2 separate regions of the Homo sapiens genome follow, and region 2 is linked to region 1. A link is an interaction called in ENCODE POLR2A ChIA-PET data of the cell type or tissue named here. Cell type or tissue: Panc1. All regions are shown on one strand.

Region 1 (8,000 bases):
GCCTCATAGTTTGAAGGAACCAAACTCACCCTTTTATTATTATGTAATATTTGTTCCTAATAATAGCCCTTGCTCTGAATTCTACTTTTTTCTGAAATTAATGTAGATAATCCAGCATAATTCGTGTTTGCATAGTATATATTTTGCTATCCTGTTACTTTTCATATAATAGACCTTTTTTTGAGATGGGGTCTTGCTGTGTTGCCCAGGCTGGTCTTGAGTTCCTGGGCTCAAGTAATCCTCCCTCCTCAGCCTCCCAAGTAGCTAGAATCACAGGTGCACATCACTGTGCCAGGCTAGATCTTCGTACTTAAAATGAGTTTCTAATAGACAGCATATAGTTGATTATTACTTTTTTATCCAAATAATGTTTGTATTTTAATGGATATGTTTATTCACATTTAAAAAGAGTATTGACGTGATTAGATTTACATATACCATCTTGCAATTTGTTTTATATTTGTTCCATCTGATTCTGCCTGTCCTTCATCTCTTTTTCTGACTTTCTTATTATTCTTATCATTCTATGTTTTTTGTTTGTTTGTGTTTTTTGAAATGGAGTCTCACTCTCTCACCCAGGCTGGAGTGCAGTGGCATGATCTCAGCTCACTGCAACCTCCACCTCCCAGGTTCAAGCAATCTTCCCACCTCAGCCTTCCAAGTAACTGGGACTACAGGCACCCAACCCCTTGCTGATTTTTGTATTTTTAGTAGAGACGGGGTTTCACCATGTTGGCTAGGTTGGTCTCGAACTCCTGACCTCAGGTGATCCACCAGTCTCAGCCTCCCAAAGTGCCGGGATTACAGGCATGAGCCACCATGTCCGGCCCCAATCATTCCATTTTTTTATCCTTGTTAATTTATTGGCTATAACTCTTTGTTGTGTTGGTATAGTGATTGCTTTAGGGTTTATGTTAAATAGTTTTAATATATCACAGTCTACCTTCAAATAATTTATGCTGTTAGATTCACAGTATGAGACCTGTATTTACCAGTATGAGGATGCTTCCATTTCTCCCTTCTGGTCTTTGTGCCCTTACTGTCATACATTTTACTTCTACATGTTATAAATTCTGTCATACATTGTTGCTGTTTTTCTTCTTTTGAAACAGGGTCTCACATTGTCACCCAGGCCAGAGTACAGTGGTACAATCTCGGCTCACTTCAGCCTCGACCTCTTGGGCTCAAGCAATCCTCCCACCTCAGCCTCCCAAGTACCTGGGACTATAGGCACGCACCACAATGTCAGGCTAATGTATATATATAATACATATACACACACACACACTATATATATTATATATAGTATGTATATAATATATAATGTGTGTATAATTATAATATATATACATATCACACTATAATATATATACTCTCTATATATTATATATAGTATATATAATATATATACATACTCTCTATATATTATATATAGTATATATAATATATATACATACTCTCTATATATTATATATAGTATATATAATATATATACATACTCTCTATATATTATTTATAGTATATATAATATATATACATACTCTATACATTATATATAGTATATATAATATATATACATACTCTCTATTATATATAGTATACATAATATATATACATACTCTCTATATATTATATATAGTATATATAATATATATACATACTCTCTATATATTATATATAGTATATATAATATATATACATACTCTCTATATATTATATATAGTATATATAATATATATACATACTCTATATATTATATATAGTATATATAATATATATACATACTCTCTATATATTATATATAGTATATATACACACACTATATATATATTATATATAGTATATATATAATAGTGTGTGTATATATATTATATATATATATATGTATTTTGTAGCGACAGGGCCTCATTATATTGCCCAGTCTGGTCTCAAACTACTAGGCTCAAGTGATCCTCCCACCTCAAGCCTTCCAAAGTGCTTGAATTACAGGTAAGCCACCTTACCCAGCCATGGCTAGAGTTCAGTGGTGCAATTGTAGCTCACTGCAGCCTTCAAGTCATTCTCCCATCTCAGCCTCCTGAGTAGCCGGGACCACAGGTACGCACCACCATTTTTGGCTAATTATTAAGGTTTTTGTTATTATTTTATTTAACACTTATTATTTTATTTAAATAATAAGAAAGAAAGGTCTTTCTATTCACACATGTAATTACCCTTTCTAAGGCTTTTCATTCCTGTGTGCTCTGTGTATAGATCCAGGTTTCCAGCTGGTGCCATTTGTCTATCACTTGAAGAAATTTTTAAAATATTTTTTGTAGTGTGGGTCTACTGGAAATGAATTATTTCAGTGGCTTCATGTCTGAAAATAGCTTTATTAAAACTTCAGGCCAGGCACGGTGGCTCAAGCCTGTAATCCCAGCACTTTGGGAGGCCGAGGTGGGCGGATCACGAAGTCAGGAGATTGAGACCATCCTGGCTAACATGGTGAAACCCCGTCTCTACTAAAAATATAAAAAAATTAGCCAGGCTTGGTGGCGGGCGCCTGTAGTCCCAGCTACTCGGGAGGCTGAGGCAGGAGAATGGCGTGAACCTGGGAGGCAGAGCTTGCAGTGAGCCGAGATCGCGCCACTGCACTCCAGCCTGGGCGATAGAGCAAGACTCCGTCTCAAAAAAAAAAAATTCAGCGGGGCCAGCCATGGTGGCTCACATCTATAATCCCCGCACTTTTGGAGGCTGAGGCAGATGGATTGCTTGAGCTCAGGAGTTTGAGACCAGCCAGGGAAAAACGGCGAAACTCCATCTCTACAAAAAATACAAAAAATTAGCCAGGCATGGTGACTGTGGTCCCAGCTACTCCACAGGCTGACGTGGGAGGATCACCTGAGCCCAGGGAGGCTGAGGCTGCAGTGAGCTGTGATCATGCCACTGCACTTTAGCCTGGGTGACAGAATGAGACCCTGTCACAAAAAAAAAGGAAAGAAAAAGAAAGAAAGAGAAAGAAAGAAGAAAGAAAGAAAGAAAGAAAGAAAGAAAGAAAGAAAGAAAGAAAGAAAGAAAGAAAGAAAGAAAGAAAGAAAGAAAAACTTCAGGGCCAAGTGTGGTGGCTCGTGCTTGTAATCCCAGTACATTGGGAGGCAAAGGCGGGAAGATTGCTTGAGCCAGGAGTTTGAGATCAGTATGGGCAGGATGGCAAGAACCTGTCCCTACAAAAAACTTAATAATTAGCCAAATATGGTGGTGCGTACCTGTGGTCCCAGTTACTCAGGAAGCTGAGGTGGGAGAATGACTTGAACCCAGGAGGTTAAGGCTGCAGTGAGCTACAATTGCACCACTGAACTCTAGCCTAGGCAACAGAATGAGACCTTGTCTCAAAAAACAAATTAATTCTGAGTTTGATGTCTTCCCTGGAAAAACTAAGCAAATAAATGAAACTTCAGGGGTTTTGTAACAGCTTTATTGCGATATAATTCACATGTCCTATGATTCACTCCTTTCAAGTGTGCAATTGACTGATATTTGATATATTCACAGAGATATGCATCTATCACCACAATCAATTTTATAACACTTTCATTGTCCCAGACAAGAGCTCTGCACCCCTTAACCATCATCCTCAAATCCCCCATTGCCCACCACCAGCCCTGGGAAACTACTAACTTATTTTCTGTCTCCATACATTTGCCTGTTCTGGACATTTTATATAAATAGAATCATAAAATATGTGGGCTTCTTTCACTTAGCATAGTGTTTTCAAGTTTCATCCATGCTATAGCATGAATGTAGCATTTAATTCCTTTTTAAAGCTGAATAATATTCCATTGTACAGACATGCCATATTTTGCTTATCCATTCATCAGCTCATGAACATTGGGTTATTTCCATTTTTCAGCTATTATGAGTAATGCTGCTGTGAACTTTTGCATGTAGTACATGGACATAAGTTTTCATTTCTCTTGAGTATGTATCTAGGAGTGAAATTGCTGGGTCTTATGGTTACTCCATGTTTAACCTTTTGAGGAACTTTCAAGCCATTTACCAAAATAGCTATGCCATTTTACATTTCCACTAGCAATGTATGAAGCCTTCAATTTTTTTCACATCATTACCAACATTTGTTATTGCATATATTTTTAATTATAGTCATCCTAGTGGGTGTGAAGTGATATATAATTTTGGATTTGATTTGCATTTCACAAATGTCACAGATATCACAATTACATGGTGTTGAGCATCTTTTCATTTCCTTATTGACAATTTATGTAGCTTCTTTGGAGAGATATCTATTCAAATTCTTTACCTATTTTAAATTGAGTAGTCTTTTTATTGCTGAGTTTTTAAGAGTTCCTTATATATTATAGGTACATGTTTCTTATCAGAAATACGCTTTGCAAATATTTTCTCTCATTTTGTGGGTTGCTTTTTCAACTTCTTTATAGTATCTATCTTAGTTCGTTTTCTGTTGCTATAACAATACCACAGACTGGGTAATTTATAAAGAAAATACGTTTATTTAGTTCATGGTTCTGGAGGCTAGGGAGTCCAAGAGCATTGCACCAGCATCTGGTGAGGGCCTTCTTACTGTGTCATAACATGGCAGAGGGCATCACATGGCTAGAGGACAAGAGCAAGAGGCCACAGAAAGCTTGCTTTTATAGCAAAGCCACTCTCATGATAACAAGCCCACTCCCATGATAGTGACATTAATCCATTCATGAGGGAAGAAGGATTAAGTTTCCAATACATAGGCTAGGCACAGTGGCTGACACCTGGAATTCCAGGTGAGCTCAATGAGTCATAGTGGCACCACTGCACTCCAGCCTGGGCGACAGAGTGAGATTCTGTCTCAAAAAAAAAGAGTTTCTGACACATAAACTTTTAGAGACACATATAAAACATGGCAGTATTTTTAATTTTGATATTTAATTTTTAATTTTGATGAATCCTGATTTATTGGTTATCTTTTGTTGCTTGTGCTTTTGGTATCATACCTAATCTAAGGTCATGAAGATTTGTAGTTATATTTTCCTCTGAAAATTTTATGGTTTTAGCACTTACTTTTAGGTTTATTATGATTTTGGGTTAACTTTCTCTTTTTTTCTGATTGATAAGCTCTTTTTTTTTTTTTTAGTATTTATTGATCATTCTTGGGTGTTTCTCGGAGAGGGGGATGTGGCAGGGTCATAGGATAATAGCAGAGAGAAGGTCAGCAGATAAACATGTGAACAAAGATCTCTGGTTTTCCTAGGCAGAGGTCCCTGTGGCCTTCCACAGTGTTTGTGTCCCTGGGTACTTGAGATTAGGGAGTGGTGATGACTCTTAACGAGCATGCTGCCTTCAAGCATCTGTTTAACAAAGCACATCTTGCACTGCCCTTAATCCATTTAATGCTGAGTTGACACAGCACATGTTTCAGAGAGCACGGGGTTGGGGGTAAGGTTATAGATTAACAGCATCCCAAGGCAGAAGAATTTTTCTTAGTACAGAACAAAATGGAGTCTCCTATGTCTACTTGTTTCTACACAGGCACAGTAACAATCTGATCTTTCTTTTCCCCACATTTCTCCCTTTTCTTTTCGACAAAACCTCCATCGTCATCATGGCCCATTCTCGATGGTCACTGTCTCTTCGGAGCTGTTGGGTACACCTCCCAGATGGGGCGGCCGGGCAGAGGCACTCCTCACATCCCAGATGATGGACAGCCGGGCAGAGGCGCTCCTTACTTCCCAGACGGGGCGGCCGGGCAGAGGCGCTCCCCACTTCCCAGACGGGACGGCTGGGCAGAGGTGCTCCTCACTTCCCAGACGGGGCCGCCGAGTTAACTTTCACATATGGTATAAGATAAGGTCTAAGTTCAACTTTTGCAGCTGGATATCCAGTTATTCCAACATCATTTGTTGAAAACACTACTTATTTTCTCCTGTGAATTGTTTTGGTATCCTTGTTGAAATCAACTGACCATCAAAGTAAAGGTTTATTTCAGAACTCTCAATTAAATTCCATTGATCTATATGTCTATTCTTATGCCAAAACAACACAGTTTTCATTGTTGTACTTTTCTAGTGAATTTTAAAATCAGAAAATGTCAGTTCTCCAACTCTGTTCCTCTTTTTTTTCTATGAAATTTATTGTATCTACACTAAAAGACTTTTTTTGAGGGGAAGTGTTTTTTTAACCGTGTTATGATCCTACACAGCTGCCCAGAGTAGGACACTATCGTAAGTCATTAACATGCCGTATGAGTTCTGAATAAATAAAATCTATAAAACACAAGTTATATATAAATATCTTAGTCATGTTTACAAACCTGTGTATTAAGTTGGTGCGACAGTAATTGCCCTTAAATCTCTTGCTTCATCTTTTAAACTCTGTACAGAGACCAACAACATTCATTTTCTTTTTTTTTTTTTTTTTGAGGATGAGAAATACTGGAGGACTTTATTTAATTATTTGAGACTTTTTTTGACTTTTTAATATATTTTTTAAATTATATTTTAAGTTCTAGGGTACATGTGCACAACGTGCAGGTTTGTTACATATGTATACATGTGCCATGTTGGTGTGCTGCACCCATTAACTCATCATTTACATTAAGTATATCTCCTAATGCTATCTCTCCCCTTTCCCCCCGCCCCACGACAGGCCCCAGTGTGTGATGTTCCCCTTCCTGTGTCCAAGTGTTCTCATTGTTCAATTCCCACCTATGAGTGAGAACATGCGGTGTTTGGTTTAACAACATTCATTTTCATGAAGTTCACTTTCTAAAAATGAATTTCATTTATTAAAAGTAATGGCAAAACTGCAATTACTTTTGCACCAACCCAATACAATGAAGCAAATGTAAACACTAAATGCAGCATGACAGTGATCAAGCAATGCACAGAGACAACCACTTTTGGTGAGTCCGCCCCCCAGGAGCCGGCACCAGCCAGCCCTGGAGTCAGGCTACTCAACCCTTCCAAAACTAACTGGGCTAGCCCTCAGAGGAGAAAAAAGGTCTGAAGATGTCATAGACCTGAAGGACTGGAAAGCTGGTGAGAGGTTGCCTGCCAGCTCTCCACCCACCGAGTCTGAGGCACACAGAGAAGAAGACAGCACAGAGGCTTAGTCTGTGTGCCCAGGCCCCAGAGGCTCCTGCCATCTGGGGCTCTGACAGGCATTTTGCTGCTTTAGGAGGCAAGTCCATGGAATGGTAACTGCTTAAGTAAAATCAGAAGGTCCAGAAAATTTTCTCTAATTCAGTAACCTTCCTGACTTTTTGCCAGAAACAGGCCCGAACAGTGAGGGGTGGAGCTGGGGGACACATGATCATGAGCACTGAAGATGCTTGAGTGGGAGCTCAGAAAGAAGGCACACATTGACCTGATTTGGTGGAGAACTTCTAGAAGATTTGCAATGTCCTAACACAACTAAATCCTGTCAGTACAGCAGAGTGGGGGCTATGAAGCAGGTGTGATGAATGGGTACTTCTCCATCCAGTGACCAAGTAATACACAGATGCATCACCTTGTGACCCACACAAGTGCAATCATATGAAGCCAACTTCACTATGGTAAGAAGAGAAAATAGCCAGTATTGATATTGTGCAGAGTCCTGGGGCTAGGCAGGGCCCAGCAGCCGCCGCTGCATGCAGCCAGCCCCCTGCCAGCGGTGGGAAGGCAGTTGGAGGGGCATGGGGCTGGGCCCCGGCACCAAGGGGTGAGGCATGGGCGTATTGGGTTGTTGGAGGAGGGCAAGAGCCCCCACTTGGAGGCCAAGCACTCACACTGAAAGGCAGCATACCCGGTGCTGGCAGCAGGCATGAGGAGTGCAGACCAGGAGAAGGAGGAGCTGGATTAAAGCCGTTTACTGCATTATGAACAATGTAGGAAATGTGACTTTTTTTTTTTTTGAGACAGTCTCACTCTGTCGCCCAGGCTGGAGTGCAGTGGCACAATCTCGGCTCACTGCAACCTCCACCTCCTGGGTTCAAGCGATTCTCCTGCCTCAGCCTCCCCAGTAGC
Region 2 (8,000 bases), 170 kb after region 1:
GCATTTTGGAAGGCCGAGGCATGTGGGATTGCTTGAGCTCAAGAGTTTCAGACCAGTCTGGGCAACATAGTGGGAACCCGTCTCTACAAAAAAAAAAAAAAAAAAAAAAAATTAGCCGAGCCTAGTGGTACATGCCAGTAGTCCCAGCTACTTGGGAGGCTGAGGTGGGAGGATTGCTTGAGGCTGCAGTGAGCTGAGATTGTGCCAGTATACTCCAGCTGGGGCAACAGAATGAGACCCTGTCTCAAAAAAAAAAAAAAAAATAGAATATAATTTCATGTGTTTGTGAATTTTCCTGTTTTCTTATATTATTAATTTCTAGTTTAATTTCATTTTTATCAGAAAAAATATTTTGCATGACTTTAAGCTTTTAAAATGTATTAACATTTGTTTTGTGGCCTAACATGTTGTCTGTCCTGGAGAAATTTTCATGTGCATTTCAAAAAATGTGTGTTTTATTGTTGTGGGATGGAGTATCCTTTATATATCTGTTTGTTCCAGTTGGCTTATATTGTTGTTCAAGTACACAAATTCCTTACTGATCTTCTGTCTGGTTGTTTCATCCATTATTGTATCTATTATAGTATAACTATCTGTTTCTTCCTTCGGTTTTATCAGTGTTTGCTTCACCAGCTAGGCACGGTGGCTCACGCCTGTAATCCCAACACTTTGGGAGGCCGAGGTGGGCGCATCACTTGAGGTCAGGAGCTCGAGACCAGCTTGGTCAACATGGTGAAACCCCGTCTCTACTAAAAATACAAAAATGAGCCAGGTGCGATGGCGGGTGCTTATAATCCCAGTTACTCGGGAGGCTGAGGCAGGAGAATCGATTAAACCCAGGAGGCGGAGGTTGCAGTGAGCCCAGATTGCATCACTGCACTCCAGCCTGGGTGACAGAGCGAGACTCCATCTCAAAACAAACAAACAAACAAAGACATACCTTTGCTTCATGTATTCTGGGGATTTCATGTTTGTTGCTTGTATGTTTGTAATTGCTGTGTATTCTACGTGAATTGCCCTTTTAAATATATATTATCCATTTTGTTTGATATTCCCATTTTGTTCTTTTTCTTTCTTTTTTGGGAGCGGGGACAGGGTCTTGCTCTGTTGCCTAGCCTGGAGTGCTGTGGCACTATCATAGCTTACTGCAAGCCTTGACCTCCCAGGCTGAAGCCATCCTCCAGCCTCAACTTCCCTCCAACCACCTTAGCTGGGGACTACAGGCATGCACCACCATTCCTGGTGATTTTAAATAATTTTTTTTTTGAAGGGGTAGAGACAACTTCTCACAATGTTGCCCAGGCTGGTCTCGAACTCTTGGTTTCAAGCAGTCTGCTTGCCTTGGCCTCTCACAGTGCTGGAATTACAGGCATGAGCCATGGCACCTGGCCTCCCCCATGCCTTTTATTCCCTTATTTGGGTTTTCCTATCAGTGCCTCTTTTCCTAGCCTTATCTTCTATTTTTTCTTTTATATTTTGCAGCTGTTTTTCTCCCTGTGCTGTGCTCTGGATGATTTCTTCAGATCTGTTTTCTAGTTTGCTACTAGTATGTTGATGGTTATTTTCTCTTAGCAAGTAAAAACTAATAATCCATTTTTTGGCAGTGTTGTTGTTGAGCAAATGGCTGTCATTCTGATTCTTGTTTCTTTTGAGATAATCTGTGACTGGTATATGGATTCTAATTTTTACTATTTTTTTGAATATTTAAATTATTCATATTTAAAAATTACTTTTTGGAGTGTAATATAATCCTAGATCTTACAGAAGAGAACCCACTTATTTGCCTTGACTGCTGCCTGGCTCTCATATTGGTTTCCTAGTGTGGTTTATAATTTTCAACTGTGAAGTTCTGGGTGGCAGTTGTTTCTTTGGGATTCCCTTATGTGCCCTGGGTTATAGAGGTGTTCTTATGGGGCATTTTTTTTTTCCTCTTCTTAGAGCTTGCGTGGTGCTGGTTCAGGATTAGTTTTAAAATTAACTTTTAGAAACCTTTGTGAGCAGTATAAACTTGAACTCTAATTAGCAAAAGCTTGTGGTTCTGGATAACTTTATTTTACCACAATGGGAGACTCTCTAGTGTATTCCTACAGTGTCATATGCCAGTAGACCTCATGAAGGGACCTCATTCCAAGCTCCCAGCTCCTAAGTAATGTCCCTTTGCCTGCTGATAAAATTCCAACTACCACATATAGTCAATTCTTGTTATTCATGGTAGTTATGCTCTGTAAAGTCAATGTAAACATTTAGTTAGTGAATACTGAACCATTTCTCCTAGAGGAAATACAGGGTTAGGTACCTGTGAGCCTCTCCACGTTTTCAGCAGCCATCAATACATAAACTTGTTTTACCTGGTTTCTGTTTAAAGACCCCATATTTTATCATATATATAGTTGATTCATTAACATTGAATTCATGGCTAACAGCACTAGAAGCTGTGGCTGAACGAAGCTTATCTAGCACCTACTTGTTTTCTCTGTAAGGATGTCTCAGCCTTCTTTCCTTTAGGACCACCAGATAGTACTTCAGCACTATGCTAAGGGGCCATGTTAAACAGCTAACCCATCAACAAGAAGTAGAAAAATGTGACAAATGTGGCACTAAATAGACCAGGAAAAGGACAATTGTTTTATAGTATGAGAGCTGAAACAAGAAGGCAGTATCCCCCTTTTCAAGCTCAGAATGTATATATTGGTGACTCACATTTTTCATAGCTATTTGCATGTCCATGAATGAGTGGGCAAAATGTCGTAAGTATTGATTTTGGTGTTGCAAGTACATTTTATTGACTAGGCAAATTTGCAAATATAGAATCCGTAAATAATGAGAACTGAGTATATCTAGTTCTAATCTCTCTACTGCCTCAGCTGCTGCTCTCTGTTATGGCTTTGAATTTGTTCTTCATTTCTAGTACTTGGGAGCTTCTTTTTCTTGCTTTCTCAGTTTGCTATGTATTTTAAAAATACACACATGTTTGTTGCCCTTTTACCCAGTATTTTTATGTATTTGGATTAGGAGGAAGATATTTTGGTTAAATCAATCTGATTTATAGAGTAGCTACTTCATTTACTCATTTTAAAAAGGAAAAACATATACTCAAGAGTGTTAAAGAGAAGAGACCTTGAGGATTATCTTGTTTATTGGTTCTTAACATGGGTTTCTTAGGGCATCTGGAACTGTAGAGATTGTACAGAAGTTTATGTTACATATATCTTTCTGGGAAGAAAGTATTTTTTATATTCTCAAAGGGGTCTATAACCCTTTAAAAATGCAAGAACCAGGCTGGGCGCAGTGGCTCACACTTGTAATCCCAACACTTTGGGAGGCCAAGACAGGAAGATTGCTTGAGCACAGGAGTTTGAGATCGGCCTCCTCAATATAGTGTGACCCTGTCTCTACAAGAAAAAAATAAAAAAATAAATAGCCAGGTGTCATGGCGCACAGCTGTAGTCCCAGCCACTCAGGAGGCTGACGTGGGAGGATCACTTGAGCCCAGGAGGTTGAGGCTGCAGTGAGCTGAGATCATGCCACTGCACTCCAGCCTGGGCATCCGAGCTAGACCCTGTCTCAAAAAACAAAAAAACAAGTGCGAGAACCACTGTCCTAGTCTAGTTTCACTTCAAATTTATAGGCTAACTGCGTATATCCTCATTAGTTCATATCAGTCTAGTTAATAGCAACGTTAGCCAAATTTTAAAATAAAAATAACTACATTTAGAAAGTGATTTATTTTCTTTTCTTTTTTCTTTTCTTTTCTTTTCTTTTTTCTTTTCGTGAGATGGGGTCTCACTCTGTCACCCAGGCTGCAGTGCAGTGGCACAGTCTCAGCTCACTGCAACCTCTGACTCCTGAGCTCAAGTGATCCTCCCATCTTAGCCTCCTGAGTAGCTAGAACCACAGGCACACACCACCACGCCTGCCTGATTTTTTGTATTTTTGGTAGAGACGGGGTTTCACCATGTTGGCCAGGCTGGTCTCGAACTCCTGAGCTCAAGTGATCTGCCTGCCTCAGCCTCCCAAAGTGCTGGGATTACAGGCGTTAGCCACTGCCGCACCCAGCCAATTTATTTTTTGTGAAAGAACTTCACCATGACATCTTATTTTAATCCCCCCACAAGCCAATGAGGTATATGATATTATGTTTCTTTCACAACTGTAGGAACTAAAGGGAAGCCACAGTAACTGGTAAGTAGTAGCATTTTTTTGTTTTTGATTAATTGAGGCCCAGGGAGGCAAGTTAACTTGCCCAAACTCATGAAACTGATTTGTTCCAGAGGCAAGACTAAAACTCCTGTCTTAGTGATATTTCCACTACCTCATTTTGCTTTGGAAAAGCACATAACCTTACCAGGTGGTAATGTGATGAGTCATTGAAACTAATAAATTCATAAGTATAAAGGGATGCATGTGTTAAGAGAACATTTTTTATTTCAAACTGAAAGTAGTCAAAACCACAAAGCCTAGGAATCCCTCGGGCATTTTTATTGTGTAATCTGCTTTAGAATTAGAGTTGCATCCATGAAGTTTTGAGTCATATTGAAACTTAGCTACCTAAGTTTCTTCCCAGTTAAAAACTAGGTGCAAATGGAGTTATACACAATACAGGTAAATATATATACCTGTACTTGTAGATAACGTTTTATACATGTTTTCCTGTTCTATACATGTTGCATTGTAGTTTGTCTCCTCTATAAGTGGAAACTAATTAGGACTTGAGCTTCATTATTTCCTTTTCTTGATACACCCTTTTTCCACTCCCTGGGTTGATCAGTACCTTTGGCACTAATATCTCAGAACAATTTTCTATAGGTTATCCTTATGCAGCTTTTATGGCATAATGGATTACTGGCACAATTCACATGGAGTTTCGTATATCCATTCGCTATAAATTCCTTTTTTTTTTTTTTTGTTGACATAGGGTCTCGCTCTGTCACCCAGGCTGAAGTGCAATGGCATGTGATCTCACCTCACTGCAACCTCTGCCTCCCGGGCTCAAGCAATTCTCCTGCCTCAGCCTCCTGAGTAGCTGGGACTACAGGTGCACACCACCATGCTCGGCTATTATTATTATTATTATTTTTTTTTTGGTAGAGACAGGGTCTCACAATGTTGCCTAGGCTGCTCTTGAACTCCTGAGCTTCAGGCAATCCGCATGCCTCAGCTTCCCAAAGTGCTGGGATTACAGGCGTGAGCCACCACATCTGACCCACTCTATAAATTCCTAATGTAATACAGCTATAGTAATGAAACTGTAAGCTGTGCTAAATTTTTGCAACATTTATTTAATATTCCTGGGACCACTGAAATGGTAGTAAACTGCTTATATATTAAAGTGGATTTTGGGGCTGGGTGCAGTGGCTCATACCTGTAATCCCATCACTTTGGGTGGCCAAAGTGGGAGGATCACTTGAAGCCAGGACTTCAAGACCAACCTGGGAAACAAAGCAAGGGTCTGTCTCTACAAAAAATTTTAGAAATTAGCTGGGTGGAGTGGTGTGTGTTTGTAGTCTTAGCTATGTGGGAGGCTGAGGTGGGAGGATCACTTGAGCCCGGGAGGTCAAGGCTGCAGTGAGCTGCAATCATGCCACTGCACTCCAGCCTGGGTGACACAATGAGACCCTGTTTCAAAAAAAGAAGATGAATTTGGGGAAAAAGTAGATTTAATTTTTCGGACAGCTTCCATCTATTAAATTAGACCTTTAGAAATTAAAAAGTTGATTTACTCTTTTAAAGTCATACATTCATTTGGCTAACATTGACGACCTACTTTATACTGGACATTATTTTAGATTTTGAGATTATGGATAAGAAAAGCTTTTCTTTTCTCTGAAGCAGCTCATGTATTTTCCTTCTCCTTCATTCTTGCTCCCCTTCTTTGTATCTCCCAACTTCCCATTCCAGTTAGTTACTGATTCCTCCCCAATCTTTCGATAAAGTTTGTTATAATCTAATGCCTAGAATCTTTTTCTAACATTTGCTCCAGTAACGAGTAGTAGTCAGCTCCAGTAATGAAGAGCTCATTATCTTTACCTGGCTTCCCCCTAAAAGCAGAGAGAGCTTGATGCAGAGGCTTGGGAGCAGAGGTAGTTTAAGTGGAAGCAAGAGTGAGGGACAAAGGAAATGATCAATGCAGGGAGTGGAAAAGAAGTGAAATGGGAAAGGAGGAAAAGCCAATATTTGGATGCATTATTGAGTTGGCCAATGCTCAGACAACTAGTTTAATCATGCTGTAGCCTCTGAAGGGCCTTATGAAATATGACTGAGAACTATCCAGCTGGGGACTGAAGAGTGGAAGAATTTATTCAGCAGCTCCCTCACCACTGTATGTTTTAATTGGTTCTTTCAAAATTATTTCCATTGTTTTATTGATATTTTCTCTTTGGTGAGACATTGTTCTCAGTCTTTCCTTAGTTCTTAGGCATGGTGTCCCGTTGAGCATGGACTATTGTTTCCTGTGTCTTAGTCTGTCTCATAATTTTTTGTTGAAAAGTGAACATATAAAATCATGTGGCAACTCTGGAAATTAGATTTTTCCCTTCCCCAGGGTGGTTGTTTGTTATTGTATGCTTATTTATTGACTTTTTGGACTAATTCTATAAAGTGTGTATTCTTTGTTGTTAGAAGCCACTGAAGCCTCTGGTAGGTTTGCTTAGTGGGCAGCTAATGATTGAACAATGATTTAATTTAAATACTTTGAACCAATAGCCTTCCAGCTTTTGCTGCTGGTCATTGTGTGAATTGGGATATGCTTTCAACGACATTCACCTAGTCAGATGACCATTATGCCTTATGTTTCTCTTCCTGCTTGTGCAGAACCTCAAGGCTAAGCAAGAGGTGAGAGATTAGGAACTTCTTAAGTCTTTCATGGGCCTATGAATAGCCTGGAACATGCACATATTCTTTTTTATGACCCATGTCTTTCTAGATTTTACATTGCAACTTTTCAAAGCCCCCATGGGCAGGCCATTGTCCATTAAAAATTATTATGATTATTATTTTGAGATGGGGTCTCTCTCTGTTACTCAGGCTTCAGTGCAGTGGTATGATCACTGCTCGCTACAGTCTCGACCTCTTGCCACTTCAGCCTCCTGAGTAGCTTTGACCACAGGCATACACTACGTCACCCGGCTATTTTTTATTTTTATTTTTTCTAGAGATGGGGTTCTCACTATGTTACTCAGGCTAGTCTCGAACTCTTGGGCTCAAGCCATCCTCCAGCCTCAGCCTCCCAAAGTGCTGGGATTATAGGAATGAGCCACCAAGCCTGGCGTGTCTTGATTTTATTTAATTAATTATTATTATTTTTTTTTACCAAGTGTTTTGGTCAGCCTCTTGTTAATTTCAGCTTGTCACACTGCTTCAGGTCACCATAATCTTAAACTATTTCAGATGATTGTTTTTGACAAATTCCCCAATAGCAGTGTTGTTTTCACAGAATGAACTTAAAGTCAGAACAAACTAAGACAAATTTTGAGTATAGAGCTTATAGGACATATTAAACCGGATGGCAATTTTCTGGGGGTAGGGCCTTGTGAAACTTCAACCACATTCTGCCTTCTCTAGTGGCTGCTAAGCTGTTGATTTTCACAGCTGTTGTAGCTGTATGACTGTGGGTTTTCAGTGTTACTGCAGAGATGGAGATGGTGCTTTGATTAGCATACCTTAATATACCAAAAAGGTCACTGTTCTTATAGAGATTCAGTCTTTTTAAAATTAAATAAACAGTATTCAGATTGCTAAGCCCTTTGTTAATTTAAAGAATGCTAAGCCCTTTGTTAATTTAAAGAATATTCGCAATACATTTATCTGGCAAAAGACTCGTTTCCAGAATACATAAAGAAATCTTATAGTTTAGTCATAAGACAACTCAATTATAAAATGGGCAAGAGATTTGAACAGACCCTTCTTGAAAAAAAGATACGCAAATAATAAATATATGACATTTATATCATTAATCACCAGAAAAATGCAAATTAAAACTAGTGAGATACTATTACACACCC

What was found. Peaks named below come from ENCODE experiments on the same cell type or tissue, not always from the same donor. Only the 100,000 strongest peaks of a DNase experiment are listed, where the experiment ranks them.
Region 2: POLR2A ChIA-PET joins it to region 1 with 10 read pairs; 3 of 35 experiments call an interaction of 5 or more read pairs at or near these places.

What each region holds. Positions count from the first base shown.
Region 1 is chrX:68,476,634-68,484,633 of GRCh38, reverse strand. No RefSeq gene overlaps it. Among named protein-coding and RNA genes, the nearest start is that of YIPF6, 18 kb to the left of the region's middle. In Panc1, no CTCF peak of the experiment used is centred here; no DNase peak of the experiment used is centred here.
Region 2 is chrX:68,304,364-68,312,363 of GRCh38, reverse strand. The region is part of intron 2 of OPHN1 (oligophrenin 1); the gene reads left to right. Among named protein-coding and RNA genes, the nearest start is that of OPHN1, 130 kb to the left of the region's middle. In Panc1, no CTCF peak of the experiment used is centred here; a DNase peak (open chromatin) is centred at 4,414; H3K27ac peaks cover 515 bases.